7 separate regions of the Mus musculus genome follow, and all the other regions are linked to region 6. The links are chromatin loops, found by intact Hi-C in ENCODE. Cell type or tissue: heart. All regions are shown on one strand. Each heading gives the region's core, and the rest is flanking DNA. Links, peaks and the distances in the headings are about the cores only.

The links. Peaks named below come from ENCODE experiments on the same cell type or tissue, not always from the same donor. Only the 100,000 strongest peaks of a DNase experiment are listed, where the experiment ranks them.
Region 1: a loop joins it to region 6, with 2.1 times the contacts of the local background. A loop is called at or near these places in 3 of 42 quality-filtered maps.
Region 2: it touches region 6 in a loop (2.7-fold over the local background); 16 of 42 quality-filtered maps call a loop at or near these places.
Region 3: a loop joins it to region 6, with 2.0 times the contacts of the local background. A loop is called at or near these places in 2 of 42 quality-filtered maps.
Region 4: it touches region 6 in a loop (2.3-fold over the local background); 14 of 42 quality-filtered maps call a loop at or near these places.
Region 5: it touches region 6 in a loop (5-fold over the local background); 20 of 42 quality-filtered maps call a loop at or near these places.
Region 7: it touches region 6 in a loop (4-fold over the local background); 3 of 42 quality-filtered maps call a loop at or near these places.

What each region holds. Positions count from the first base shown.
Region 1 is chr13:102,795,577-102,799,937 of GRCm38, reverse strand. Mast4 (microtubule associated serine/threonine kinase family member 4) reads left to right here. Exons shown (of 29, transcript NM_175171.3): 8 at 1,735-1,892; 9 at 3,777-3,852. Among named protein-coding and RNA genes, the nearest start is that of Gm17160, 35 kb to the right of the region's middle. In heart, for the core only: no CTCF peak of the experiment used is centred there; no DNase peak of the experiment used is centred there.
Region 2 is chr13:102,808,590-102,812,950 of GRCm38, reverse strand. It overlaps Mast4 (microtubule associated serine/threonine kinase family member 4), which reads left to right. Exons shown (of 29, transcript NM_175171.3): 6 at 2,381-2,450. Among named protein-coding and RNA genes, the nearest start is that of Gm17160, 48 kb to the right of the region's middle. In heart, for the core only: a CTCF peak has its summit at 1,715; a DNase peak (open chromatin) is centred at 1,590; H3K4me3 peaks cover 839 bases; H3K27ac peaks cover 652 bases.
Region 3 is chr13:102,991,675-102,996,035 of GRCm38, reverse strand. All of the region lies in intron 4 of Mast4 (microtubule associated serine/threonine kinase family member 4), which reads left to right. Among named protein-coding and RNA genes, the nearest start is that of Gm30106, 86 kb to the right of the region's middle. In heart, for the core only: no CTCF peak of the experiment used is centred there; a DNase peak (open chromatin) is centred at 1,705.
Region 4 is chr13:102,802,909-102,807,269 of GRCm38, reverse strand. Mast4 (microtubule associated serine/threonine kinase family member 4) reads left to right here. Exons shown (of 29, transcript NM_175171.3): 7 at 2,550-2,628. Among named protein-coding and RNA genes, the nearest start is that of Gm17160, 43 kb to the right of the region's middle. In heart, for the core only: no CTCF peak of the experiment used is centred there; no DNase peak of the experiment used is centred there.
Region 5 is chr13:102,676,652-102,681,012 of GRCm38, reverse strand. No RefSeq gene overlaps it. Among named protein-coding and RNA genes, the nearest start is that of Gm41046, 12 kb to the right of the region's middle. In heart, for the core only: a CTCF peak has its summit at 2,323 (motif pointing left); a DNase peak (open chromatin) is centred at 2,312.
Region 6 is chr13:103,108,275-103,112,635 of GRCm38, reverse strand. The region is part of intron 3 of Mast4 (microtubule associated serine/threonine kinase family member 4); the gene reads left to right. Among named protein-coding and RNA genes, the nearest start is that of Gm30050, 13 kb to the right of the region's middle. In heart, for the core only: a CTCF peak has its summit at 2,499 (motif pointing right); no DNase peak of the experiment used is centred there; H3K27ac peaks cover 1,425 bases.
Region 7 is chr13:103,048,467-103,052,827 of GRCm38, reverse strand. The region is part of intron 3 of Mast4 (microtubule associated serine/threonine kinase family member 4); the gene reads left to right. Among named protein-coding and RNA genes, the nearest start is that of Gm30050, 46 kb to the left of the region's middle. In heart, for the core only: a CTCF peak has its summit at 2,606 (motif pointing left); no DNase peak of the experiment used is centred there.

The DNA.
Region 1 (4,361 bases), core at 135-4,134, 310 kb after region 6:
TCATAATCCAGGATATTAATATTTCTGTAGCAACCTGAATCAACATTCACACTAAGTGGATAGACGATTTTTACATAATTTCCTATCACATCAGTTGAAACTTTGCTACTCAAAATGATTGCTGGAAACTTATATGCAGAAGTGGGTTTGCAGATAGAAATGTGGGCAGAGAGTTACCTGTGAAGGTATAGATAAGGTAGAGGTGTGTGTGTATGTGTGTGTGTGTGTGTGTGTGTGTGTGTGTTTGTAGTTTGTTTTTAGTTTTTCACTTTGTGTGTAGTGTTTTTTCTCTTACGTTTGTGTATATATACATTCTGGTTTTAGTTTATCACACACACACACCCACTCTCGAGTGCATGTGCACACGTGTGTGAGTGTTTTAAGTTTGGCTTTCCCTGTGCTAGGGATCGGGCCCTGGTGCGTGTGAATCAAGTGTTCTCCCACTGAGCCACACCCTCAGCCCTCCGTGTAAATCTCTCCTGTTTTCCGTTACATCCCTTGTCCTTGCTGTTACCCCTGCTTCTCTCCTGCTTGATTTTTATGATTCTTTTCTAGACTTTCTGAATTGATTTAGTTCATGTGTTTTATTTCCTTTTCTCATAGTGGAAGTATTTTTAAGAGTGCCTGTTTACCCCGAATAAAGCTTCGCTTTATCTCATAATTCTCTCTTGTGTTCTCATTTTTATGGTTTATAAAATAATCTCATTACATTATAAAAATCCCTGTCTATCTTACTATGTACTTAGCAGGGCATTTTATAATTTCAAGGTGTAGGATATTTTCAGCTATGGTCATTAATTTCCATTACTACTGAACCACGGTACTTTACTATTTATGAAGTGCATTCTCTCGTAAGCACAGGGTTTTGTTGTTGGTTTTTTTGTTTGTTTTGTTTTGTTTGTTTAATGCAAAGCTCTACCTGAACTGACATTTTCAAATGACTAGTATCTTTCAAACATGTGCTTATTCTAGCCCTGTTTCCATGTATTCAAGAATTCTCAATCTCTTTTATTAGCATTGATTTGCTGAGTTTATCACTCACTAAACCTTGAAGCTAACAATTCCTTCGTTGCCCAGTTCCCGAAGTCAGGTTGTTTAAAAGTCACCTGTCCTTAGATGCTCACCTTCTCCATCACATTCCAGATGTTGAGCGATGATTTTTAAGAGGTAAATTTAGAGCAAGGAAGAGATAAAGCCCCAGGACCTCCACTTAAACTGTTCAGTGGAGAAGGGACGGAACATTCTTGCCCCATACCTGCCCACCCCCAAATAAGGAAAGGGAAGATACATACTTCTCTGTCCTTCCCTTGTGCCCATAACACACATGGGTGGCATTTGCATCAAAGAGCAGCGTGCTTTTATTGAGGAAGGTTTCATTACCTTTTTTATGACTTCACAGCATATAATCGTGTTATTTACTTACAAATAAAAGTTTTTTGCTGGGAACAGCAGCAGGAGTCTCTTCCTTGGGTTTTAACTAGCTTCTGTCCATCTCACAGGTTTGGTTTTTTTTTTTTTAACCCAGAAAGGACTCAGTCTTTGAGAAGCTGCAGTCAAATGGAGGGGCATCTAGAAGGCATGGTGAACGCTCAGAAGTCATGTCCTACACCTAGGCTTTAGTTGCTCTCATGAAACCAGCGTTCAATGGCCACATTGCCCAAGGTTGATGCTCTAATTCATTTCCAGAATTGTCCCTGGAAGTTTGTCTCCTAACTTTCCTCTGCTTTCTTTCAGTCATCCTGTTCTTCCCAGGAGAAGTTGCACCAGCTACCATACCAGCCAACCCCAGATGAATTACACTTCTTATCCAAACACTTCTGCACAACAGAAAGTATCGCCACTGAGAACCGGTGCAGAAACACACCCATGCGTCCACGTTCCCGGAGTCTCAGGTGTGTAGACCTGACCTACACTGCTGTTTACTGAAATTATTTGTGTTCAATCATATCTGTAATTTGCACGTATGTGCTCACTGGTTTGTGAATTGTCACAAATAGAAGTGTGGTATTCCACCTATCGATGACATCATTAATCAACCATAGAGAGGTATTATATTTCTTTTAAGTTTTCACAATGCACTAATTGTTATAAAAGCCATAGAGACTATAAAAAAAAAGTCTAGCCATGGTGCAAGAGCAGTTTATAGTATCATACAAAGACAGAGAAGTTTGTTGAAAAGGGTGTGGGGAGAATAAATGGAAAGATAGCTTCCCCAGATTTGATATTATAAAACCCATTGTAGTCTTCTTATTCCATCTTCCCATCTAAGTCTTATTTTCTCCGTAATGATGAGCACCTTCTTAGGACTTGTGGTGTCTAAGTTTTGTGGTTGGCAAATGCAGTCCTCTAGGTACTGAATAGGGCTGGCTTCTAGCCTTGCTTTGAACTGTAGCTGTCACAGTAATGTTTCCAGATGGAAGTATCTCCAACCAGGGGCCTTATCTAGGACATTTATGAGAGAGCTCCGCAGATGCTCATGAATAGAAAGAAAGGAGGAAGCAGGCCCAGGGAGGAGGAGAAGTCCCAGTTTAGTATGGGCCATCACCCTCAGCCCACTGCAGGCTGGGATACCTGTAGACTTATCCCTCTGTATATACCCTTGCTGCAGCTCGTTAGTCATTGGTCTTTTTTCGGCAGTAGCCTGGGAAGATCTAGTCACTATAGGAAGTTCCCTCCTGCAGCTGAGGCTATCCTGCAGGACAGATGGCCAACTCTAGACTTGTGCTGATGGTACACCCAGAAGCTGGGCAACAGGTCTTCTTAGTAGAGGGAATCAGGGCATGTGTCTCCTCGTCATCATGAGATCTCAGGGGGACAGAATGTATGTCCACCTGCTAAAGCTTTAGTCTTTAAAACTGAGCTTGCTTAGGTATCAGGTCAACATGGAAGTTTACTAAGAAGGAGTTTTCCTCTAGGTTTCCTGTTCATAGAATATCATAAACTAGTACCAAAGGAATCCACACTGTATAATTGCAGGATGTAGGAATTTATTTTGAAATCTAGAATAAAAGAAAATGTTTCCACCTTATCTAGAGTCACCGTGGTTTATTGAGAAGGTTCTGCTTTCCTTAAGAAGTATCCAGGGCATCTAGACTAAGCTATGTGTACCCAAGAATACAGCCCCCCCCCCAAACTATACAACTATCTTTACAGGAAAACAAAAAACGAAAACACAAAGTGGCAAACATACAAAAGCACACAATGAGTTGTATGCCTCTTTTCTTATCATATGTAATGCCTACCTCAGCATCCCAAATAAATATGTGTTAGAGTAGAAAATGGATTTCACCAGAACACCTGTGCCATGGCAGGCTCTCCGCCCTCCCTGGCGGTGCGTGGCAGAGCGCAGGTGTATGAGAGAAGTGTGAAATTGCACTGGTAAATACGTCTTGGATGGTGCTGCTAGTGGCCGCCCCGTTTTGTTTGATACCACAGTTCATTGATTGGTTGCCACAGCTACATAAGCTCATGCCACGTGCATGACATAGTCTCACTGCAAGGGCATCTTCAGCCAGGGTACCGTGACTGGAATTACTCTGTGCCATTGCACTCCTTAAGCTTGCATTTTACATCCTATCTATTGTGTTTGTGTGGTTTGGGGGTCCATGTGTCTATGCGCGTGCTAATGACTGATTTTTGTAATTTATCATCTGAACCACGACTTCTCATATGAGGGTTGCATAGTACTTCCGATGCAACTGACTGTTTATAAATAAAAGGCTTGTTTTCCTCTGATACTGTGGTGGGTTTAAAAGGGTAATTTGCTTTGCTTGCAGCCCTGGACGGTCCCCCGCCTGCTGTGACCATGAAATAATTATGATGAACCATGTCTACAAAGAAAGGTTCCCAAAGGTAATGGACGGAATTTAAGATGCCTGGCGTCTCAGTGAGTGGGCGACACGGGCTCAGCCTCTGTAAGGTGGTTTTGTTACAAGTGAGGGCCCAGCCCAGTAATGCTTTGTATTAAGCAGTACCATAGCCTTCCTAGAGGGAGAAAACCACTAAACAAACAAGAAGCGCACAACTGCTCTGCCTGATGGATGTTGCTGGCGTGTACTCCGTAGCAGGGGCCCTGGCAGGTCCAGGAGGAGGTCCTGGCCTCACAGGCACTATATCCTTCTGACTCTCTGGACTCATATTCCTCATCTGCTGCACAGCGTCAAGAGTGCACATGGTTTTCCTCTCGGAAGCCGGAGCTTGCAGTGGCCTGGACACTGGTTTCTTTCTTAAATCTATTTTTCCCTTCTCGTCTCCCTTTCTAAGCCCCTTCCTGTAGAAGCAGAGATACACTGTCGTGTTCCCCAACCCAGCTGGTAAGAGGAATTAGACCTAAGCCAGAGTGCAGTGTATGAAGGCTTGCT
Region 2 (4,361 bases), core at 206-4,205, 300 kb after region 6:
GCTTGATACCATCTCTCAAACCAGTCTAGTTCTTAAACAACTCACAGACAGCTGTGTGAATGCTGTATACATCTCATTTCACCTTTTCAGCCAACATTTGGACAAATAGAGATGCAGAGTTGTTAAGATACACAGATGGCCCCATAGACCTGAGGCTGAAGGTAAAGGAATCTAGGGTCTGCTTTTATGGCAGGGTGAAACCAAGTGAGAGGGGGAAAAAAATGAAGTTTCGATCATACCTAGGTAGGCAGCCCAGGGAGCGAAGCTATAAGTCCAGGAATGGTTAATGGAGGCTTTGGCAATGGCAGCTTGGATGTCTTTGAAGGGCAGAGTTAAATCAGTCTTCTCAGTCTGTCTCTGGCTAGCTGTCCTCAAGCTTGAAGATCATCATGTGTGTTTAAGAAAATGGCACTGGCTTCCTAGCGGCCGCCATTTTATGCTTATCTCCCGGCTCTCCTTTTCCCCCATTTTTGGTGTTTAAAAGTGCACTCTCTGTTTCCACTCACCACATGAACCCTCAGCTTACGTGTTCTCTGTACAGAGAAGACAGGCTAGGGATCGGGCCAGGTTCCCTTGGTGTTATTTTCTTCTTGTGAATGAGGCAGAAAGGACTGTGGTCAGAATGTCTTGGCTTCAAGCAAGCAACTGTTTTTGTTACAACTAATAATTTACTGGTCGTTTGCTCTCCATGGTGTACAAGCAACATGAATATATTCCCAAACTTACAACAAACAGTAACAACAAAAAAACCAACCCCAACCTCTATACAATGATTCCACGCATTATGTTACCCCCTTAGGAAGCAAGGGCTTTTAGCCATCCTGAAATTATTGAGCTTTTTCACAGAATGCAGAGGGTGACACACACGCTAAATTAGGAGTGGGGGAAATGAATGCTGTTGAGAGAAATCAAAATAAGTTAATTTGCTGTGTAGATAAACAGACAGAATGAATCCTGGATTACTGGACGGCAAAAGCAAAATCCATTCCTCCAGGGGCCCCGGGAACAGCAGATGTAAAGACATGATAAATTTCACTGTGGCAGGGGGACTGCTCCTTGCCTCTCTATAAAGAAACGGCTTCTCAGCGCTTCCCCGTTGAATGGCTTTGATTGTGCTGTCATAAAGTTAATAGCATCTGTTGAAGACAACACTATAAAATTTGCAACCTTAAGTTAATTGAAAAATTTCAGTGGAGATGTAGCCAGTGTAAGAAGTCCTCGAGGTAACACTAAACTTACAGTCCTTTAGGTGTTAGGCTGTTTCTTCTTTAGCACACTAATAACAAATCGTTTACCTCCCGCAGCTGGGCATTCCTTATAGCTGACTACAGTGGTCACTCTCACTGAGCCAGTGCCACAGCAGTGGTGGTACTATTGGGGATGAAGGGCATCTTCCCCGATCTATCTCTCCACTTTTCAAGAAACTACAGAGCTACTTTGCAGCCTTTTCTCACCTCCTTCCCGAAACCAGCTCCATTCCCAAGTGGTCCTCCCACAATGCAGCGCGTCTCATTAAATATGCAGGGGAAGCAGCGTGGTCTGGAGTGTCCTGAACTTGCCCTCGCCAGCTGCCTGCCAAGCCTTGTCAATGATCAGCAGCAGGTTGAGCCGGCTGATGGAGAAAGTAACAAGCCCCCAGGGAGCTGCCCTCCTTCCTGTGCTCCTTCTCGGCCTGTGGAGGACTCGAGGAGAGGCGAGTGCTGCCATCTCCCTGTGGCCATGGCTTTTAGAATCTTCTGCCTGGCCAGTCACATTCCAGCCGCTTAGAGACATGGGGCTTGCTGAAGACAATATTGGCGAGGGTTAATCCTGCCAGGTTCTTCCAGCCATGCTAAGATAGAGCCTGAGACATTTTAGAAATAGGTACAGATGGCTGGATTCTCCTTCGTATTTTATTAGTCTTGACACAACTCTCTTTTAAATGTATGCCTTGGAATCCAAGCCTCCCCCTTTCAAGACTTTTTTTTTCTCTTTCTTTCATATCAAGGCTGCCTGCCACAAAATAAAATGCACCTCCTAGGACAGCCTGAGCTTCCCTCCCACGTAAATGTTAGCTTCTGAAGATATAACACTGAACGTGTATGTGCTCATTATTCCACAGACCAACCTGTTTAGGTTATAGTGGTGACCATGTGTATTCCCTTGCTTGGCCCACTTGGAAGGCTGTGCTGGAACTTGGTGTTCTCCCACCCCCATCCCCACCCCCAACCCCACCTCGACTGCTTCCCAGATCCCTGCTCGAGGCAAAGCTGAAACATTATTAGAGGAAATGCTATTTTGTAGAACTGTAAAGAAACTGATTACTGGAAAGAAGATTCTGGATATGGATAATGGTACAAAAACAAAATGAGGTTGCTCATTTCTCTTTCTCTCTCCACAGGAAATAGCCCTCAAGACAGTCCAAGGAATTTCTCCCCCAGTGCCTCAGCCCATTTCTCATTTGCGAGGAGGTAAGGATGGCCATTTGAGTGGGACATAAAGTGGTCCCTCGGGATGTCTCTGCTCGAGTCCCCCTCCCCCGCCCCCCCCCCCCCACACACACAACCCCCTTCCTCCTCCCACCTTCTCTTTCAGGGCTCTGTCTTGTGAGAGCCTTTTCATTATCACATAAAGCCTTCTGCAACCAAAGGACCTTGTTACATTGAACACACTGGCTTTAACTGTTTCGTGATGACTTCTGTCTTAGCATTAGAGAGTTCTCCTGGTCCTTTGCTAAATGTGAGCCCCTGTGAAGGCAGGGAGGTCCTTCTCTCTGGGTTTTCTCCCATCTTTAGAGCAAGCATGATTCAGCCTGAACAGATTTTTACTGACCTTTTTTTTTTTTTTTTTTTTTTTGAGATGTTGTTATGCAGGCAATATTCATCTATGTCCTGGTACAAGCTTTTGTTTTTGTCATATGTTGTCCTTTTTGTAAAAATGAGACTCTGGGTTACAAGATGTGAACTTGGGAACAATTGAATGACAGAGCTAAGAAATACTTTGTTTTTTTTTTTTTTTTTCCAGACAGGGTTTCTTTGTGTAGCCCTGGCTGTCCTGGAACTCACTCTGTAGACCAGGCTGGCCTCGAACTCAGATATCCACCTGCCTCTGCCTCTAGATGCTGGCATTAAAGGCGTGCGCCAATATATCTGGAGCTCTCTTCTACTACTGTTATACTTAGAATTAGGCAGCAAATGCTTAGGCGCTATGCCTCTGCTCCTAGGGAACTGAGTTAAGAGGAAGTGTCCTTACTTGACACCTTTAACGTCCAAGCTTTTCCCGGGCTGGTCCCCTTGCTGTAGCCTCAGCCCTTTCTTCTGGATTCTGAATTAGTATGTTTTTCTCAGTCAAACATCCTTCTCTCTTCTCACATATGTGGCTTGCTTCCTCCACCCAGGAAAGACAGATTGCAAAATGCCCCTTCAGGTCTCCAAATATTCAGAATAAATTTAGTTTATGGTCTGGATGTCCCATTGATTTGTAAGAATTTCTCACAGACTTAATTATACCCCAACGTGAATTCAGATAGCATGTCCCAAACCATATAGTTCTGTCTCAGAGTACATGCCTTTGTTCCTCTACACATCACTAATGAGCACACTTGTCAGCGTGTGATCCATTTTATGTTCTGAAATCCTAAGAAAAGGAGTTTCAGAGCTCTGTATTGTAATTAAGATTCCAGCAGCATTTTCCAGAACTCTGTATGATTAAGAGTCTACACTAAGTCCCAATCCAAGGAGAATGTTTGTTCTCTCATTACCGCAGTCATTTCCCATCATATGCTCAAGGCCGCTCTGAATCCCACGCGGGCTGAGTTAGAAGAATGATTAAGACAGCATCTCAAAGAGCTTGCTGAGACCTACACCTGGATCTTCTCTGAGATCCAACTCTTTTTTTTTTTTTTAAATTAAGCTTTTCTTCTAACTATTATACTGCAAAAGAAATGCAGAAGGTAACTGGCCCAGAAAGTGTGTCTGCCCAGTGACTGTTAGTTCCTGATGGTTCACTATTCCAAGTAGGGAGGAAAAACTTTGAAGGTCGATAAACAGAGTGCCCTCTGTAGTCCAAAATGGAGTGTGGGTGCGTCCCACTACCCCGAGTCATAAGTGCAAATCATTGCAGTGTGTATGAAAACATGACCTAAGCCACAGTCCCTTAATCCTGCCAGATTTATAAAAATGAAGAGCATCTAATAATTATGTGGGAGACTGAAGGACAGATGAATCTGGCTTCTGCGCTATGGGGAAAAAAAAGCACAACCTCCCAGGCATGTTAATTTTTGACAAATAAACCATAAACCGTGACGGGATTATCACTGGAGACCCTCAGTTCATGTTGCATGAACTACCAGCTGGGACTCCTTCCACACTCTTCAGAAACCA
Region 3 (4,361 bases), core at 84-4,083, 120 kb after region 6:
AAGTTTTATATATATACAAATGCACTTAGCCAAGGGACTATATCTTCTAGGCTTCATTCTCAATACAATTATTTATCCTATAGTCAGAACATATGTACTGTATTCTGGACCATGAGAGACAAACAGAAGTTTCTGGCCAGAAAACCAGCTAGAGACCCTTTTCCCTTCCCTTCCCTTCCCTTCCCTTCCCTTCCCTTCCCTTCCCTTCCCTTCCCTTCCCTTCCCTTCCCTTCCCTTTTTCTTTCCATTCCTTCCTTTCTTTTTTCTTTCTTTCTTCCTCCTTCCTGTCAGTCAGTACATTTGTGTTGGCTGAGCCACAGCAGCCAACACAGGAAGTGAGCATGGTAGGTAAATTGGATCATTAAGAATGGTTGACTCGGGGACCAGAGAGAGGGTTCATCGGGTAAGAGCACTGACTGCTCTTCTGAAGGTCCTGAGTTCAAATCCCAGAAACCACACGGTGGCTCACAACCACCCTTAATGAGATCTGCCCTCTTCTGGTATGGCTGAAGACAGCTACAGTGTACTTATATATAATAATAAATAAATCTTTGGGCCGGAGTGAGTGGGGACTGAGCGATCAGGGCTGACTGGAGTGAGCAGAGGTCCTAAAATTCAGTTCCTAACAATCACATGAAGGCTCACAACCATCTGTACAGCTACAGTGTACTCACATACGTAAAATAAATCTTTTTTTAAAAAAAAGAGTGGTTGACTGGGGGGCTGGAGAGATGGCTCAGTCGCTAAGAGCACTGCTCTTCCGAAAGTACTGAGTTCAAATCCCAGCAACTACATGGTGGCTCACAGCCATTTGTAATGAAATCTGATGCCCTCTTCTGGGGTGTCTGAAGACAGCTACAGGGTACATACATATAATAAATTAATTAATTAAAATCAAAAAATGGTTGAAAGCTGAATAAGGTCTTTTGAATGGGATGTTTTGGTAGCCACCAACACATCCCTGGACTACCTGGATGCTTCTGAACTTCTCTTACATAAGAAAGCGGTGGTCTATTTAAACATCACATATTAGAATTACCAGTTTATTCTATATAGCTGTATATCTTAGTCAGGGTTTCTATTCCTGCACAAACATCATGACCAAGAAGCAAGTTGGGGAGGAAAGGGTTTATTCAGCTTACACTTCCACATTGCTGTTCATCACCAAAGGAAGTCAGGACTGGAACTCAAGCAAGTCAGGAAGCAGGAGCTGATGCAGAGGCCATGGAGGGATGTTCTTTACTGGCTTGCTTCCCCTGGCTTGCTCAGCCTGCTCTCGTATAGAACCCAAGACTACCAGACCAGAGATGGCACCACCCACAAGGGGCCGAAATTTCCCCCTTGATCACTAATTGAGAAAATGCCTTACAGTTGGATCTCATGGAGGCCTTTCCTCAACTGAAGCTCCTTTCTCTGTGATAACTCCAGCTGTGTCAAGTTGACACAAAACTAGCCAGTACACTGTACCTACCCCACAGAGAGATCTTCCCCACAGGAACTCCAGTCACTAGCCCGTAGAGGACTTGTACAGAGGAGGTCCAAGAAAAACGAACGGACCATATAAAGCGCTGGGCTGCTGTGTTCCTTGGCTTCTCTTCCCCAAAGCATCTTCTATGTGAGTTGGAGGAAAAGACTCTGAGGCCGTGTCCTCCTTAGCTGCTCATGTTTTGTATCCGGACTCCGTTTCCCGCCACCATAAATGGTGTTGGCATGGCCACTTCCTGCCAGAAAGCATCGAGTTGTGACAGCAGCAGCCTGTTGGCAAGGACAGCACTGTGGAGGACGCGCCACTGTTTTCTATCATTAGCTCACAGAGCAGAGAAGAAGGACAATCTCACTGGCTGTTGTCAGCCAAGAAGAACAGTCGTCTTGAGCTCCATTCAGCTGACCCCATGAGGATTTTGCTTTCCAAAAAGACTTGTCTTTATATTAAGTTGCGTGTTCCTTGCGTTTAGGCCAGTAAAGTGTGTGTGTGTGTGTGTGTGTGTGTGTGTGTGTGTGTAAGAGACAGGGAAAGATAGAGAAAGAAAGAGAGAGGTGAGAGAGAGAGAGAGACTATGAATAGAAAAATAGATGAGGAATGATCAGGAAACTTCATTTCTTCAAAGAATAAAACCTCTGAAAATAAACATTTGCATTTACTATGTGTTTCAAATGTCTAAGGCAGGAAAACACTGTCGTTGTACCCCCCACTGCCCACCCGCCCGCCCGCCCCCCAGAGTAGCCACACCTGGGCTCTCTGGGGCAATAGGACCCTGTGAGGAAACCAGAAGAGGCAGGGCTATTGCTAGAGTATAAAACCGTTCTTTCGGGACTGAGGTCATATTGTAGTCTGTGGAGGGGGACCCGCCCCACACAGCAGCACAGGGTAAATAAAGGTTACTGGAAAGCATCCCTATGCATCCTGAATTATTCATGCTTTTCCATAGCCTTGGATGCACAGCTATTCCCTGGAGATGAACAATTTCACGAGGACAAGATTTAGGGAAAATGGAGCTTCATAGAAATTATTTTATCTGTTCCTAAGAGTGGCATTGAGAGTCACAGTTATATGATTCCCTTACCCAGTATCTCCTGCTTAGGTCACTGATACGGCCATTAATATGTGCTATTCATACTCACCTGTGTCATAAAGGATATCATATCCCTCACTGTTGGACTTTATATCCTAGCCTCCATTCCTGTCTCCCTAGTTTTGCCCCCAGACTGTCGACTTTAGCAATTTAAGTAAACCTTGGTACTTACTAGGAACCCAGATTATCTGTGCCAAGGGAAAAATTTCTCTGCTGGTTTGCTAGAAGTGTACCGTATTTCCTATGTACCATATTTCTTGGTGTAAAGTGCACTCGATGGCATAAGGTTCATAGCCAGCTTGGATCAGTCTGCTTAGCACATTGCTGACAAAGCTCTCAGAACTGTTACTAGTCAGTAAGATGGGATTGGACTCACCATGCAATGGGTTTCATTTATTAATTATTTTTTCCATTTTCTTCAGTGATCTAGATGCTCCAAAGATCATTTGGGTTTTATTGCCTGTGTTCTTTCTCGTCTCTGCCCCTCTTGATCTACAGATCATACTGAAAGCGGAGCTGCCTCCAGGTAGCCAGGGGGTTATTATACATGGTGTGGAACAGCCAAGCACAGGGCTGCGAGCTCTTCCCATTGAAGTCACTATCAGAATGGGAACATTGACCCTGGTGATCTCTTTGGATAGTCTCACTGAAGTTTTAAAAGAATGTAGAGGGTCCTCTAAAGCCATGCTATCTGCGGGGTATTGTGGAAATTCTATAAAACAGGAGTCACCTCCATTATTTTGTTTCAAGAGGAACAATGAGGTGGTACAAGGACATCATTAATGCCCTCATGTCTAAGATATGTAACATGAGAATCCTTCTCAGTCGTCTACGAAATCTTAACCAGGGCAGGCTTTTTACAGACAAGCCTATTTGTCAGCCTGCAAGGTGTGCTTGGAAGAGCACGTGAGAAGTCCGCATTGGGAAAAGCTCTTCCACATTCATCAGATAGATCCAGAAACTTCATCAGCTTCTATGATGTCAGCCTTCCTCGGGAAAATGTGTTGCAGAGAAGAGTCCAACCCTAGAAAGAAATGTCACATTCTCTCCCCTCATTTACTTATAAGGTAGTGATTTCGTAAGGTCTCTTTCCTGTAAAAGACTCCAGGTGCACTATTTGGTTCCAGCAAAGAGGCAGGAACTCAGGTGGCAACCCCACAGGTCATGGCTGTCAGGGAGCAACACTGTTTCCCCAGGAACATCAAGAAGGTAAAACAGAGAAAGATGAAGGGAAATGAGCTTGTGTCAGGACTACACTTGCAGCTAAATGCTCCGCGTGGCAGGTTCTTGTTTACAATAGAAATGATGAAGGCCGGTCTGCATGCTGCTCTGACAGTTTTTTCCACCTTGGGCTCGGTAATTAGCTATGCATGGGTCACAGGCTAGCGATTAGTTCTGTTCCGCAGAGCATGTCTGCGATCTTTGATATCTACTTAGGCTATGTAAATAATGTGCGCCGGTTTTCTTTCCCTACCCTCCGACTTTTTTATTCATCTTGGGCAGAGTGAAATTTGCTATTTTCTCTGTGACACGCCATGAAATTTAGCAATTAAATCCTTTCATTTATTCATAGTCTTCATTTGGTTTAAGTAAGTCCCAACAAAACGTTGTGTTGAGCGTTTCAAAATAGTACCCCTTGCTTCTTCAGTAAAAGTAAACACAGCTTAGAACACTTATTTCTCATCGCCTGTGGTTTTTGTATTTTTTTTTTAATTCTCCTCTAAACAGGAATCATATTTTATAGCCAGCAGATCCTGGGAAGCCAGGGGTTTTCTGGCTCTTTCAAAT
Region 4 (4,361 bases), core at 210-4,209, 310 kb after region 6:
TGCTTATACTTAACTATATACTGGACACATTAACCTGCTTTCTCTTCATGCAATTAAAATGGTCAGGCTGGAATCAGAGCATTCATGCTTTTTTGTGTACTACACAAAAGTAAATGTTTTGTGAGTTGGCCCCACCCACCTCCAATCTCTTTGTGTCCTATATTCTCAGAGGTGTTTCCCTTCCTCTTTGATTTGACGCAACATTGAGATTTCCACCTGGAAAGAAAAGAATCTCCTCAGAATCTTGTTGCTTTGGGAAGATGAGGACGTTGTCTTTGAATCACTACTAAACAGAAAAGACAGCATTGTTAGTCAGATCCAAGTTGTGCCTGTGTGATGTCTTCCATGGGAAGGGGGCACTGTCTCCACTCAGTACTGCATGTAGCATATATAGCAACTTTCTGATGTGCGGTTGTCATGGCAACGAAAAATGCAATGGTCCTTTTGCTCCATTTGAGTAAACAGACACAGGCAACTTAGGGAAGTTTATGAGACATGAATTATTTCTGGTTGATGGCTGTACCAAGAACTGAGCACACTCTTGTTTAAACATCTTTCCAGTTGTGTGTTTTCTGGACTAAGCAAATGTAATTCATACTTCAGAATTAATAAGAACTTGTCTCCTCTTGGAACTGCTCATCCATCTGAAATATGTCTGTGGGTACCTGAGGGAAAGGGGAGTTAACGAATCACAAAACAACCCATGCTGGGGAAATGAGTTCCTCACTCTTTCCAGAGTCTAGTTTCTGATAAGTGCTATGAAATGGACTGATCAGTTCTTTTAAAAAAATCATATCCCTTTCTTTGTTAAATTAAAAGTGGTTAAGATAGAATACTCAGGCATTGCTTTTAAATATTTTAATAGGTAGCTAAATATAAGATCTGCCTGTGTCCCTTTAACTGGTGGTTGTACCTTTTATGTGCATGCTGTAATTGTTTTCCTTAGAAATTTCAACATTTTCATCTACATAAAAATGTTCTTAAACAAGCACATGATTTAATCACCCCAATTACTTTTCTCTGGTATATTTATAAACATCTCATTTTGCTTCTTCTTCTTCTTCTTTTTTTAAATACTTGATTTCAATTGTACTCCAATCATGGCCACAGAAATGACAGGTAAATTTCACTAAAATCTTAGCATTGTAATCACTCTGTGATGTGTCTGCTTTGCCTCCATCTTGTTTCTGTGGACCATTTGCGTTTATTGGAGGTGACACCACCGTAGCCTAGAAGACCTGCCTTGAACTATCAGGCTACAGTGGCCATTTTCCATATGGGCATCAAAGTGTGGTTTCTCAAACTCGTCTGATGCTATCCAATTCCCTGACTTCAGCTTCCTGTGAGCGTGTCTGTGTTAGACTTCCTACGTTGCTGTCTCCCCCTTGGTAAATGAACAAAAGTGTGAATTACAGAACGTCTCAACATGATCCTGTCTCTAAGACTGTAGTGCAGCTTTTTAATAATGTGGTTTTTCTGTTTTGCCCCTCGGAAAATTTCCACGTCTTTGTTTTTCCTCTGACAGTTTATCATACATACATACATACATACATACATACATACATACATATACAGTATGATCTTACTTTAAATTTCGAATAAAGCTCTAGAATAACAGAAATCCCTGGAAATTTGCTCTGTGGCAGCCCCTTGCCCTCCCAGCAACATGGCTAATAACTACTGCATCGTTTCACGTCAGACCCCTGTATTGGTCCTGACTGAACCCACAGTCCAACTCCATTTAGTCACCATTCAAGGACAAAAGCCATTCTCTTTAAGGACCCTGGCTGCTTGGACTCTGAGGCTGGAGCAGGTGACTTCACTCTGTGTTCATTTCCATTATGAGTAGAGGCGGTTTCCTCCAGCCGTTTGGGTGACTGGGCAGAGCTTGCTGCAGGCTCAGAGACTCAAACAAAGATGACCTTTGCACCAACATTATATGAAGCCAGGTCATGTCAGAACGCAATAACTCTCCAAAGCCTGAGCTTCAAGCTTTCTGACCATAAAGCTACTTGCTACTTCAGAGTGTGACGTAACCAGGAGCCCAGTGCCCCCCACCACCTCTGTTTACAATAAGAAAAACTACATGCTTAGAAATCCCAGGTGAAAAACCTCCTGAAGGCCCTGAGCGTGCCCCAGGGTCTTGCACCCTGATGGAGTCTGGGACCACGTTGAGATCACTGGGCAGTTGTCCTTTCCACACAGAACACATTTCCTCTCCCTTTCTGCTTGCACTGCTTCGAATCTGCTGAGTCTGACCATTGTAATTATCCCCGGTATTCATTTTGTCAAAGTGTATTAGTGAGAGATCAATACTATGGATCAACCCATTCACTTTCTACTTGTTTGGGTGTATTGATTCCTATTAAATAAAAGGCAACCTGCTGTATAATGTTTGTTTACCCTAACCCAGGCCAAGCATTCTCACATCCTCATAGACTATGCTTATGTCATTTGATTAAAGATAACCTAATTCCCTGGGGGTTCTCTGGGGTTCCCTGGTATCAGCACTTCCACATTTGACCTAACCGAGCTCCCTTTATCCACAGAACGGATGGGCGCCGCTGGTCTCTGGCTTCTCTCCCTTCCTCAGGCTATGGGACAAATACCCCAAGCTCCACCGTCTCCGTAAGTGCTTCATTTTTCTCCTCACCTCAGAACCACAGAACTAATCTATGCTCTGTTTTTCTCTGGGTGGTTCCTGATGGGGGAAGGAAAAGGCAAATTCCACATGTCTCGTCGAATAAGATATGTGTCAAACAATGGCCTAACAATGTAGAAATGGTACAGTTTCTGGAAGCTTCCAAACTACAGAGCATAAAAGTCTAAGGCCCAGGATGACACGTTTGGAGGATGAGAGCCTTCATCTTAATACCATTTGATGTAGTTTGGGGAAAACAACACAGTCTACATTCAGTGTTGGCGCTCCATACCGGATGTGTGCGTGAAGACTCCGTTCAACTTTGATGGACTCGCTCTTCTCTTGTGTGTGGCTGAGACAGAAGTTTGTTTTGTTTTCTCTTTCCTTCGAAGGATGCCCTCCCTCACACAAAGCCATAAATTTGTCTCTACCCTAACAACTTAAAAACAAACAACAACAACAACAAAGGAACTTAGTAAGTCTGTGGAAGGGGATAATGATAACATTTCAACCCCCGGCCTAGCAGTTACTGAATACTGTTCAGTAGATTAGATACAAGCCTACCTGGTTTAAGTTAGAGGAGTTTCTGTGACCACGGAGCTCTGAGAACCAGGTGGTGGTTTAGAAAGACCCAAGAGGTCACACAGTATTCAATGAATGCCTAACAAGGTGGTCTGGATGCCCTGTATCCAGCAGCCCAAACCGTGAAGCCTTTTCTAATTCAGTTCCCTCCTCATTTTGTCAAAAGCCACAGTTTATTGTTTCGGACTGTCCACCCCACAGCATTGTGCTCAGTGTGCAGCCACTGATGCATGTTGAAACTGATAAGAAACTAAAACTTGTGAGATGAACTAACTAGTGCCCCCTCCTCCTTACGCTTGTGTTTGCAGAAGCTTGAGTGGAATGTGGGGTTTCTAGGGCACCTCTAAAATCAAATTGTTAACATCTGTTGGGTTCGCTTTCTATCTCTTAGAGTAGTGCGTGGGGAGAGGCCCTCTCTTTTCCTGGCTCTTTTCCATTTGCTGTGCTGTGGGAGTTTGCTGTCCGTTTGGAGCCCCTCCCCCACCCCCGCCCACCCCTGCCATCCTGGGTGTCATCAGTGGATAAAATTGTTACTAAGTACCACTGAGATTCTACTTGATTATTATGGCAGCTGCCATTGCCGGCGATTTCAGATGTGAAAATGTAGGACCATACATTTTCAAAATGTGTGCTGAAACGGGATACCTCCCAGAGGAATTGAAAATGTTTTAAGTGCTGCCATTCCCTAGACCCTTGGGTCCCTTTAATTAGAACCAAGCCACAAATAAACAGTACTGATTCCTGGCTCTGTGACTTCCTTACCCACACGCCTCCTCACACTAAAAGCTTAAATCCATGGCTCTTGGCTATAGCACCGTTATCACCGTGTATCGCCCTCATTCAGCGTTAATAACAACTCAGGTGATAAATCTCTCCTGGTCATGAATAGCAGGAGAGTACAAGATGCAACTTTTTTTTTTCCTAATAATCACACATCATTTTATTAACATGAGTTATAAAGGGTGAGTATACTGAATCAGACCATTGAGTCTAAATAATTTTTTAAATTATGTTTTTGTAATATTATAAAACAAGCACTAGTCTATGTCCTTGAAGTGGTTGAGCTTGTTGCATGCGTGTGACGTGTTCTGTGACACCACTGCTGTCCCTACCCCCGTCTTTTTAGGTCCAAAACCTA
Region 5 (4,361 bases), core at 110-4,109, 430 kb after region 6:
CTCTCTCTCTCTCTCTCTATATATATATATATATATATATATATATATATGTATGTATATGTATATATAATTTTTTTCTCCCCCAAATCTAAGCATGCTTATCTCTGATTAAAGTGAAAAGGGCTTGTAGCTTTTACACAATTATCCTAGTTAAGAAACATGACACCACCCCCCACCACCACCACCAAAAGGAACTTTTGGAACTATATCCTACGAATATGTAGCAGGCAAATACCAAATGCTCAGCCTTCTGAAGCCAGTGGCTAACTACACATCACACACCCCATCTGATGCCAGATAAGCACAGCATCCTGACCCAGCCCATCCCTAAGACTCTTGGTATTCTCTTTCAAGAGAGAGAGAGAGAGAGAGAGAGAGAGAGAGAGAGAGAGAGAGAGAGAGAGAGAACGAATAATCTAACATCATTAATGCACAAGAAGCAAACATTCTAGGTCATTTATAATTCTTTATGATTCTTGAGTAATGAATCCAGGAAGGAAAGTGGCCGGACATTCTAAGTGGAGGTGAGGTGTGGGGTGGAAGGACACAGGATGGGGGTGGGGCAGTCATTAGCGCAGTCAGGTTTGCTCACCTTTGTGGCTTCACCCCCAGAGCTTTTTCTTGTGCTATTTTTGCTTATAACCCCCACTGTTCCCTCAGAGAGTCCTCATTTTGCTCAGGCACACATAAGGACCTGCTGCCCACATCAACATATAAAAAGAGAGAACAATATTATTAAAAAAAAATCTGTTATTACTTCCATTATCTACATTTTGCTTTTTAGAATTTGTATTTCTAAATTTTCTTTGTTTCTTTGTTTCTCTCTCTCTCTCTCTCTCTCTCTCTCTCTCTCTCTCCCTCTCTGTCTGTCTGTCTGTCTGTCTTTGGTTCCTAAGAAGTAGACAGTAAGACTGAAGGAGCTGAAGGGGTTAGCAACCCATAGGAAGAACAATATCAACCAACCAGACCCTCCCCCCACAGAGCTTCAGGAACTAAACCACCAACCAAAGAGTAGACATGGAGGGACCCATGGCTCCAGCTGCATATGTTAGCCTTGTCAAACATCAATGAGAGGAGAGGCCCTTGGACCTGTGAAGGCTTGATGTCCCAGTGTAGGGGAATGCCAGGTCAGGGAGGTGGGAGTGGGTGCGTGGGTGGGGGAACACCCTCATAGAAGCAGGGGGAGAGGGGACGGGATAGGGGGTTTCCGGAGGGGGAACCAGGAAAGGGGATAACATTTGAACTGTAAATAAATAAAATATCCAATAAAAAGAAAAAGGAAAAAAGAAAAGAAAAGAGAGAGTGGAAAAAAAGAAGTAGACAGTAAGAGTTGCTGTAAGAATTTAGAACCTGCCACACAAGCTACAGAACTGGCACACAACTGGGTGAGTGGGCAGGAAGGCTCCTTTCTTCACGCACCGTGGGACCAAGCTGGAGAGAAGCAGGAGTAAGAGGAGAGAGAAGAGAAGGAAAATATAAGATCACTACTTTTCTTTGAACCAAGAGGATCCAAACCACCAGGAAAATGCCTGAGTTGGGTAGGAAGGCAAGTATCCCCGTGGAGAGACATGGACTGGAGGGCCCTGGGGCAGGTAGAGAAAGGAACAGCCTCCGCAGGAGCCTGGAGAGGGCTGCTGTCTTCTCCCAGTGTGTTCCTACCTCTGTGTTTCATTTAATTTTCTCTCAGTAAGTGGCAAAACACCTCCCAAACCAAACCACGCAGCGAAAGGAAAGAAGGTGAAATTTAATATGCTTTATCTCAAAACAACATCAAAATGTTACATAAATCAATATAAAATCAGCATAACTCATACAAGTATGAATCAAGCTTGTTGGGAGGGTAGATCTTTCCAAATGTGGTCAAGATGGTAACTCTGAGGTGACAGAAGAGCTACTGAGGTGGTTATAACACACTTCTATGTCAACCTCAGTGGTGACTTTGCCATTTACAGCATAGCTTAACTTCATTATTTTCAATGGAACTGTCTGTTAATAGAATTCGCAGTTGAGGAAGTAGGTTGTCAGACTCCTGTGTTCATAGCCAGGTTGATTTAAAGGTTTTTAAATACCCGAGCTGAACATCTGCTGTTGTATTTAAATTACTTTAATTCATACGAATGAATTAAAATCCAACTTTCAACTTTTCAGAGGTGCTCAGAACACCCAGTCCCCCATTTCGCCTGCTTGTGGGCTGAGGTCAGAGTAAACCCCAACCTGTCTCCATCCTCTGTTCAGGCACAGGACTTAGTTGAAGTTTGGCTTCTGAGCACCAAGTACAGTAGGGTTTATTTCTTCGCAGCATGCAGCTGCCACCTAGTGGCCACTTTCTGAATGTCACATGGAGATTACCAGGAGAACAATCATGGCACTTCAGCCTTGCTCTGAGGACCAGGAGACATTCCTCTACTGGGGACCTGTGTGGCACTGTACTGCTGATGTGTCCTTGTGGCTTGAAGGCTGTATTAGCAACTTCTGGAGACTAAGAGATGACCATCATTTTCCATACCCCTAAGGTGTTTGTAGAACAATGAATATACCCCAATATCCTCCATGCCCCGGAGACAACTCCGTGCAGAAGTTAAAGTCACTACTCTCCTCTGTGCTAAATTCTATTGCAGCTTCTGAATATTTTGTTTGCTTGAAAATTTCCTTCTATTAGTAGTAAAACTGGTGACATCACAGGCCTGCCTTTCCTCATAGTGTATTAGGAGTCCGTCCAACAATTATGGTTGGGTAAATGGATGGACTGTCTAGCTACCAGTTCCTGGTCCTTTCTAGAACTAGTAGTACTTTTTTTTTAAGGGTTTATTTATTTTATATATGTGAGTACACTGTTGTTGTCTTCAGACATACCAGAAGAGGGCATTGGGTTCCATTACAGGTGGTTGTGAGCCACCATGTGGTTGCTGGGATTTGAACTCAGGAACTTCAGAAGAGCAGTCAGTGCACTTAACCGCTGAGCCATCTCTCCAGTCCAGAGTTGTGATTCTTTGAATGCAATTTTTGTGTATCTGGCAAAAAATGCCCTTCAGCAAATTTGCATAATTAAAAAATCTTTATAAGCCTTATTACCTTGCTTTATCTTGACATCAGTGTATATTACACTGTCCTTTAGAAAAACAAACAAGCATAATGTTCTTTGCCTCAGAAATGGGGATGGGGGTGGGATAACTCCTGGTGGCAAAGACAGGCTTTTTTTCCCCATTTGTTCCACTATCTCCGTACTAACATGTTTCACAGATGCGAAAGTAGTCACTTCCTTCCCTATCAAAAAAAAAAAAAAAAAAAAAAGTTCCAAATACAAAATAACGCGCCCAAATTTTAGAACTTCAAACCACATTAGATTCACCAGTCTCTGCTTTCTGAGTTTGCATACAACTTGAGCAGCTGCCTCAAGCTCCTGACACCAGGACCTCCCTGCCAGGAAGGGCTGTATTATTTAATGAACTGTGGGCTGACATAACCTGGCTCCCCAACAACCTCTCCAAAACCCTTAAAAGCAAACAAACACATGAACCCCTACTTTAATATGTTGAGTATTTCCTGTGTCCTGTATAATGAGCATCAACTAACTTGACCAAAACTACTCTTATTAAGGTCAACATTTAATTGGGGCTGGTTTACAGGTTCAGAGGTTCAGTCGATTATCATCAAGATGGGAGCATGACAGCATCCCGGCAGGCATGGTGCAGGCAGAGCTGAGAGTTCTACATCTTCATCCAAAGGCGGCTAGTGGAAGACTGACTTCCAAGCAACTAGGGTGAGCCCACACCCACAGTGACACACCTATTCCAACCAGGTCACACCTCCAAATGGTGCCACTCCCTGGTCCAAGAATATACAAACCATCACATTCCACTCCCTAGTCCCCATAGGCTAGTTCAAACACATGAATGTATGGGGGGCCATATTTAAACACAGAATAATGCAAAATGCATTTAGTCCAACTTTCAAAGTCCTCATAGTCTATAGCAGTCTCAACAGTGTTAAAAGTCCAAAGTTCAAGGTCTCTTCTGAGATTTATCCAATTACTTAACTGTAATCCCCAAAGAAAGACAGGAAACCAGCTGGGCAAACTCCAAACTCTGCATCTCCATGGCTGATGTCAAAGCAGTCTTCAGATCTCCACTCCTTTTTCATCTTTGTTGACTGCAACAAACTGCTTTCTCCTAGATTGGTTCCACTCCCTGTTAGCAGCTTTCCTCAGCATGTATCCCATGGCTCTGGCATCTTTAACATCTTGAGTCTCCAAGGCAATTTCAGTGTTACAGCTTCTTGTTTCAGAGTCTGGGATTCCACTTGATCTTTTGGGCTCCTTCTAAGGGCTGGCATCACTTCTCCAGCTCTGCCCTCTGTAGCAC
Region 6 (4,361 bases), core at 78-4,077:
AGAGATGGTTTGTAAAATGCAGAACTCAAAAAATATATTCTCAAGGGCAAGAGGTTTGGTTTGGTTTGGTCAGATCTTTGCTCTGAAACAACCTGTGTTTCTTTTGCTGTCAGAAGACAGCCTAAGTTACTAAGAGAATATAGAAATGTTTGTGAGATGGGAGCCAAGGCTGATCTAAGAAAGGGGGGCTAGGAGGGGGACCCTGAGACCTTGGGATAGAAAGTTTGCTATGGAGGGCAGCTTTTCTGTGTTGCCCTTGGGTGGAGCACAGAAGGCTGTCTGCTGTGGAATTTATTGACCATGCTTGGTTGCTTCCTGGTCCTCCCTCCAGGCCCTGCCTTTGCTGTTCTCCCGTTTCTGTCATGGTGAAGAAGTGTATTATCCGTACAGAGTTGGTACTGATGCGGCGGCATGGTAAGGGCTAAGCTGATGCATCTCTGGATAAAAGGCTGGAAGTGCCTGACTCCAAACTCCAAAACAGAAGAATGCTGTCAGCCAGAACAGACATAAAAAAGCACTTCCTGGAGATTTGATTTATTTTTGGCATTTAAAGAGGGTTTTTCTCTTTTTTTATTGGAAGTGCAATTCCTAAAAGACTGTTCTAGGGTCTCTATCTCAGTATGCATTTATTGACCTTTTAGCACCTTGTGGGGGGAACTTTTTATCTGAAGGTGCAAGGTTGAAAAGCCATTTCTGTTTAGAATGTATGCATTTTCTCAACTACCTACAGTATTACAGAAAAAAATGTACACAATTGGTGGATATCTGGGGGGAAATTCTATTCTTACACTCTGTAGGTCTGGAAAAAACGTAGGAACTAAAATGCTGGAAGTAAACACAGGCAAATGTGTTTTCTCTTCCCTTAAGGAAGCGAAGAGAAATCAAAGGAAGCAATTAGTTAGAATACCTTCCAAGGGCATTGAGGGGTGTGGGGAAGAGCTGAGGTACAGATTTCATTTGCTCCATTGCCCATGTTCTCTGTGCTCTCCCTCCCTCCCTCCCTCCTCCACCACATCTCTATCTGCCTCTGCCTGCCTGCCCCTGTTGCTCTTTTTCTCTGTGTGCATGTGTGCATACTCAGAGAGAGAGGGGGGAAGGGAGAGAGAGAGAGAGAGACAGAGAGAGAGAAAGAGACAGAGAGAGAGAGACAGAGAGAGAGAGTGTGTGCGCAAAACACTCATTCCTGCATATATTTACAGAGGCCAGAAGTTGACATCTGTGTCTCTCTTAATCACTGTCTGCCTTAATTTTTGAGACAGAGTTTCACTGAACCTGGGGTTAGCCGGCCAGTAAGCTCCTGGGATGACAGAAGTGAGCTATGTGTCTGGGGATCTGCACTCAAGTTCTCAGACTTGCACAGTAAACACTTCTTTGTAGACGGAGCCATTCCCAGCCTCCAGCCTCCTCGTTGGACTTCTTGTGCTATTTCGGCTCCCTAAAGGAAAGGACGGCAAAGACAGGACTTTCCTCTGGTCCTGCTGCTGAACCTTGCAGCACTCTTCTGTATTTCTGCTTCTAATTTACCGAAGTAAAAGATATAGGAGATCAGAGCCTAAGAATGCCCTTTGTGAAACTATTTATTTGGGCTTCAGAGGGTAGGGCTCCTCTGTGGTACAACTCCTTCTTTGCTTTACTAAGCCTGGATTCAGTGCTTAGTGTACACACACACATACACATCTCAGATCCAACCAATTGAACAAACAGCTTCTGTGAACCGAGTAGCACAGGGGGCAGTGTGTGTGTGTGTGTGTGTGTGTGTATGTTTTATCCACTGAGAGAAAAAATGGGTAGTTTGGAGTCTGAACATTGCTTTCTAGTAGCATGAAACAAACTGAGTCCATGGTATGCAGTGTTTAGAGGGAATATCAGGTGCACATGCATGTGATAAACACACAGTAGGCACTGAACACCATACTCTGCATTGCTTCCGCCAGCCCGTGCTTTGTTGGAAGGACATAGGGAACATTAGACGGACTATTGGAGGGTCTTAACCTGCCTTCCTGGGCTGTTTCCACTAACAACAGATCTCTGCCTTCTGATGCCAGGCCTGTGGGTTAAGATGGTAAACGTGTTTGGCAGTGACAGACCATGATGCTCCCCTCCCCTCCTCACCGTTCTGTCAATCTCTCCTGACAAGAGGATCCCCAGATAGATTTTTAGAGTTCCGAAATGTTGTCAGAGCTATGGGCAAAATTATGCAGCCACAGAACCTGTTCCTGAGAGCCTTGTACCTCCCTGACAGTACAGCCCTTGGGATAAAGCTAACAGGTGACGACTATGTCTTAATGCTGTGAGATCTGTGTACCGTAAGTACAAAGAGACAGTCACTTTTGTCCTGGTGTCCACATGCTCTGCCCTCTTGTGGGTCTTTACAGAAATGTAAACACACAAGGGATGTATTTTCACCTCGATTCATCTCTAGTAACTCATTTAAGCCAAGCATTTTTAAAAGGTGGTTGGTGAAAGAGCCACTGTGAAGTCAACCGATGCAGTGGTTACTTTTGTCCACAAGGTGGCGCATCGGCCGATAGCCTTTGTGGTGGATACAAGCCAAACTGTTGCTTTCCCTTTTAAAGGATCTCTGATGCATGTGAAAGAAAGGTGCACTCTGTTGGCAAGATGACTCACCAAGGCACTGTGACTCACAAGCCATAGGAGGAAAAACAGTCAGAGCACACGAAACCATTCGTGAGAAAGCCAATTGGATAATCTGAGATTAAAACGCTTTTTGACGTCACATGGAGATTTTCTCCGTGGTAGTTGGCCTCAGATCACTGCTGCAAAGGAGAAAAAGGTGTTCCTCTCGATAGTGTTTTGAGCTTTAGGGAATAATGTGTGGACGATGCTTTTGTATCCTGGGTTTCCGTGTTTGAGTTATCACCGAAAGGCTGTATATATTTGAGCTGGAGAAATCCCTTCCAGTAACTTAAAAGGAATTGGTGAAACATGCTAAGCGTACGCTCCTTTTGAAGGAGTAGACTTTATGTTACTGGATGCATTATCAATAACTCACTGCATGTGTAATCAAACACCACAGCTAAATAACTCCACGGTGGGAGTGTATTAGTTGTGGCTTTTATGGAAAAACCGGTCAAAGGTGTTTCGTTAGAAGCAAGCAGTAGACATTTACCTTTCTCCCTGCGAGTATCCCTCCTGGAAGTGGGGCAGTGAAATCACTGGCGTGCATTTTAAAACTTGTGCTTCAGGCCCAAATAAGGGTGCTCTCTAGACTTATTTCTAATCAATTTTTATATTTTGTTATATTTTCCCTGGAAAGAAACCTGCTTTTTTTTTTTCCATGATTCAGGGTGAAGAATCTACCGTAGAATCTGATTTAATCTGTTAGTATTATCCTCGGGTAAAACAGCCACGATGTCCCCATCCAGTTGTGTCCTGTATTCTGCAGAGGACAGTTAAAGAATACAATTAACAGGCCGCTCACAGATAGCCTTACCTGCCGTCTCTGAGGAGAGCTCTGACAGGATTTCAAGGTTGTCAGGAGAGGTATGAAATTGTCACCAGAGTCTGGTGGCTTTGGAGAGACCCGGAGAAAGGAAAGATGAAGTTTACATTTAATAATAGAGCTGTGTAGTGTGGGTAGGAAGGGCAGAGAGGGCAGGGTGGCCCCACTCCAGTGACCTTGGGTCTGAGAGGAAGGAACGTGCAGAGAAAGTTTTGCCTTCCTGTGGCAATACTAGTCTTCAGGAGATGAGAGCCACCTTTTCCTATGGCCACAGGCCCCATGCGCCTCCTCCTTGCTGTTTCTCTCAGCCACGCCCCTTTTCTCGAGTGTTATGGTCACTCCCGAAGGTGATTGACAGATAGTGAGAGGGTCTTGAAGGCACTGAATCTTTTTTTTTTTTTTTTTTTTGGGGGTGTGGGCACTATTTCTTTTTTTTTTAATTTTTTATTAGGTATTTAGCTCATTTACATTTCCAATGCTATACCAAAAGTCCCCCATACCCACCCACCCCCACTCCCCTACCCACCCACTCCCCCTTTTTGGCCCTGGAGTTCCCCTGTACTGGGGCATATAAACTTTGCGTGTCCAATGGGCCTCTCTTTCCAGTGATGGCCAACTAGGCCATCTTTTGATACATATGCAGCTAGAGTCAAGAGCTCCGGGGTACTGGTTAGTTCATAATGTTGTTCTACCTATAGGGTTGCAGATCCCTTTAGCTCCTTGGGTACTTTCTCTAGCTCCTCCATTGGGAGCCCTGTGATCCATCCAATAGTTGACTGTGAGCATCCACTTCTGTGTTTGCTAGGCCCCGGCATAGTCTCACAAGAGACAGCTACATCTGGGTCCTTTCGATAAAATCTTGCTAGTGTATGCAATGGTGTCAGCGTTTGGATGCTGA
Region 7 (4,361 bases), core at 139-4,138, 60 kb after region 6:
GTTGAAACATTCTATCCGTCTGTATAAAACAAACCCCAGACTCCCACAGTGCGCAGATAATCCAGCAACCCAAACCTGCCTGTGAGGATACATCATTTGAACCTGCTGTAGGGTTTGAAAATCCTTTCTATGAATTCTCAGCAATTTCTCTCCTTTTCTCTAATGAGAATGAGGTTCATAAAACTTGGGCTCCCCTGCTGGGAAAATCAGCCCGGAGCTATCTCAGAGCAGATGGTCTTCTCTTTCCGCTTAGTGTAAACCTTTTAGGATTGATCCTTTTTCATCCTTGCCTACCTGAAGAATAAACATCTCTGAGACCTCAGAACCCAAGGTTGGAGAAGGAAGGGACCAGAATTCATAGCTGCAGAGATGGTTGTAAATAGAGAGTGGGAAATCACAGGACTGTGTTTCTTTCTGTCATGTCAAAAGAAAATAGATTGATTTTTTTTTTTTAAACATGGAAGGGATGGGTTTTAAATTATCTACAATTTGGAGCCTTATTATGCATGGAGTTTCTAGATGGTAATTAACACCTTTCTAGTCCTGGGAATTTTCAAGTGTTAAAGAGTAATTTCTTCTTTTTGGGAGGATGCAATACTCCTTACTATATTTAAGGACATAGAAAGACAGGGAGGGGATAGGAAGTTAGTTGCCATAATTATTCTGGGAATTGTTTTTTTAAGAAAACAACATGAAATGTTGCACTATTCGAACTTTTTTTTTAATAAAGGACTTTAGGGCTCATAAATTTCTAATAGAAATCTTTGAGGGAGTTTATAGTTTCTGTTTGTGTGCTCCTCCTGACATCAGCCATCTATCAGTGATCTTTGGTCCCAACTGAAATGAGCATGAATCTCATTTCTGAGACTTATTAACTGTGACCTGAAGCCAATCACTTAATCACTGCAGGTTAGCTTTCGCCTTCTCATTCACAAAGCAGTGTCGGTCACATCAGGATGCCTTTGAGGGTCTGGTGAGGTAGTGACCTCATGGTTAAAGCAGTTACTCAGTACCAAATTGTAAACGTCTTTTAAATTGGGATTGCTGTTATCATTGTTATTAGGTAAATGATTACTTAAATAGTTATTAGGTAAATAATAACCTAGTAGGTAAATTCGTATTGCTGTGACAAAGTACCAGATGGAAGGAACTGAAGGAAGGAAGGGTTTATTGAGGCTCATGGTTTAAGGGTCCCATCCATCGCGGTAGAGAAGTCATGGCAGCAGGATTATTAAGTTGTTAGGCATTCTGCATCTGCAGTCAGGGAGCAGAAAGCAATGTATGGCCACTTTCTCATTTTGATGCAGCCCAGGACTCCAGCCTATGAAATGCATCCATGACACTTAGGGTGAGTCATCCCACTTCAAGTAATGAAATCTAGACAGTTCTACAGTGAAAAGCTTGGAGGCCTATCCCATAGGTACTTGTAGATCCTATCAAGTCGATAAACAGCATTAGCTATCAGGTAAGCCTGGTCTACATTTTCTTGGATTTTCCTCCCTATTCTATAAAATAGGGGCTTAAGATATTGTGATCTTTGAGAAGTACAGTGGATTTTTATTAGTCTACCAGGATGTTAGGTGTGAAATATTATAATCTGCAGGATTTAACTCAATACCTTCAAACACATAGTTTAATTGGCAAATAAATTAAGCAGAGATGATAATGAATGCTGGTTGGCAGCGCCAGCAGGACTCTGATCATGAACAGGGACAGATCCATGAGTTCTGGTCAGAAAAGACTTGGAAGGTTAGGAACTTTTAAACAGCATCAGTGTCGGGCATGTGTGTTGCATGAGTCCCTGCAGTAGCTGTCAGTCACGGGTATGATAGCAGCCAGGGAAGAGCCATCATCCTTTTGGGACGTTTCCTTATGGTAGTTGCACTCCAGCTTTGAGAGCACAAAGAGCTATTTTCAGATTTTGTTTACTAGCTCTGAAGCCAAAGAAGGGCTAGTTAACTCCGGAGTCCTCTCCTTGACTCCCTCAGCCCTCGCCCAGTGCAAAGCAACAGTGGCACCATCTTTCTCAGGAAGAGATAAGCTGTTGAGAGGAGACAACGAAGTATTTTTAAACTGCTTGTAGTCTTCCCTTCCTGTAGTGATTCCTCCCTCTGCTCCTCCTCCTCCCCTCCCCTCCCTCTCCCATCTTATCTCATCTCATTTATCCTTCCTCACTGTGCTTCAGGCTTTTTGAGACAGACTCTTGCTAAGTAGCCTTGTAATTCAGGTTGGCCTCTTGCTCCCATTCCTGCATGCATGAGCCTCATACAGATATAAGCCATAATATTTAGCATTGTCCTTGACTCTTTCCCCTTAAGATTATACACATACATACATACATACATACATACATACATACACATATGCACACACATGTGTATATAATTTTATATTTATGATTGTTTGTCCGAATATATGTATATATACTGTGTGGTTTTTGTGACTATAGAGGTCAGAAAAGGGAGTTAGATTCCCTGCAACTATAATTACAGATGGCCATGAGCTGCTGTGTGAGTACTGGGAACCGAACCTAGGTTCTTAGAAAGAGCGACAAATGAATTTAACTACTGAGCCTCTCTAGCCTGTTCTTACCTACTTTGCTGCCTCCTGATGGCCATTACTAGCTGGTGAAGAGATGCTCTGCATTGATGGTACCCTTGGCATCTCTGGCAGTAACAATTACACTCTCTCTCTCTCTCTCTCTCTCTCTCTTTCTCTCTCTCTCTCTCTCTCTCTCTCTCTCTCTCTCTCTGTGTGTGTGTGTGTGTGTGTGTGTGTGTGTGTGTGTGTGTGTGTGTGTGTGTGTAGAACTCCCAGATAAATATAGTTTTATAAGGCTACAGCTTGAGAAATGTTGACAAACTGGAGCATCCTGTACAGAGCACTCCTAACGCTTAACAGCATCCAGGTCATGAAAGAGCATGACAGATAGCAGGCACCTCTGAAGAACACAGGAGACCAGCCCCCTCTTCTTTTCTCTGGTCAATAGCTTATGATCCTGAGGGGAAGCACTCTGTAAAAGATGAGGTTTTAAGGTGAAAATGACAGAAATTGCTGCAGGGTTGCCTTTTCTTGATCTTACCTGAGTCTGTCCCTTGCATCCTGAGAGTTGTGAACTTGGGAGGGAAAGTAGAGTCTCTTAGTGAGCAGGAGGCTGCCTGATGTCATAGGTGTGTTTGGTATTAGTCAGATACAAATAACCAGATCTGTAAATCTCTGCCATGGTTTAGATCAGAAGGAAAACATTCCATGGCCAGCACACAGTACTTTTCTCTCTCCTCTGGCTGTTACTCAAATCTGTGAGACAACTCCTGAGACATAGTTGTCAGCTTGTATGACAAAGCCCCACCACAAGGAAACTGTTTTCCCATTTCCCAGGTGATGAGATCCTCTGTGTCCAGACCATGTTCCATTTTGAATGTCTACTGCCTTCCTTAGAAACCTGTAACCAACCGTTCAGCAAGGATTCACTGCATGAGTTCAGTTGCTCGCCCAAGAAGCAGCAAAGAAGAAAGAGAGGCCAGGGTCAGAGGGGGTGGTTTCTGTCTTCAGCCATCATACAGTGTCTTGCCATCTTCCCCAGGCGTGCCGTATACCAGGAAAAGCAGGGCTCTTTCAGCATTTGAAAGCTAGCACATGTACGTCTGTCTCAGCTTACAAAGTTTGTTTCTGTTGGCATTAAAAAGACCTTCCTACACACTGATGGAGAGCCAAGAAGCATAAGTATATGATCCTGAGAAAAGCAAATGTGGGGTTGGGAAGACAGCAGGCACGGAGACCAAGTCTGATTCCCCAGCACCAACGTGAGAAGCCAGATGTGGGGTTGGAGAGATCGCTGCATAGGTAAGAGCACTTGCTGTGTCAGCATGAGGATCCGAGAAGAATCCACATAAAACTCTGGGCATGGGTATGTGCCCTGCAACCAGCTCTGTGTGAGGCAGACAGGTGGACCACTGGGGCTTGCCAAGAGCATCCTAACACTAGGGCGGGTAAGAGATGCTGTCTCAAAGGAACAAAATGGCGGGTAATAGAACACTACATCTGCTAGCCTCTTTCAGCCTTTATGCATGTGCACACAAGTATGAATACACCATATACATACACACTTGTGAATTCTCTGTCTCTGTTTCTCTGTCTCTCATTGTCTCCCCCCCCCCTCTCTCTCACACACACACACACACATGCACATACTAGAAACAGCAATATAATTTTTAAAAAGCCAGGCATGGTGACACACAATTGTAATCTCAGTCCTGGGGAGAGGGAGACAAGAGATATCCTGGACTCACTTGCCAATCAGCCTAAAAACTAATCAGTAAGCCGTAGGTCTCAGTAAAAGACCTCATTAACACACACACAAA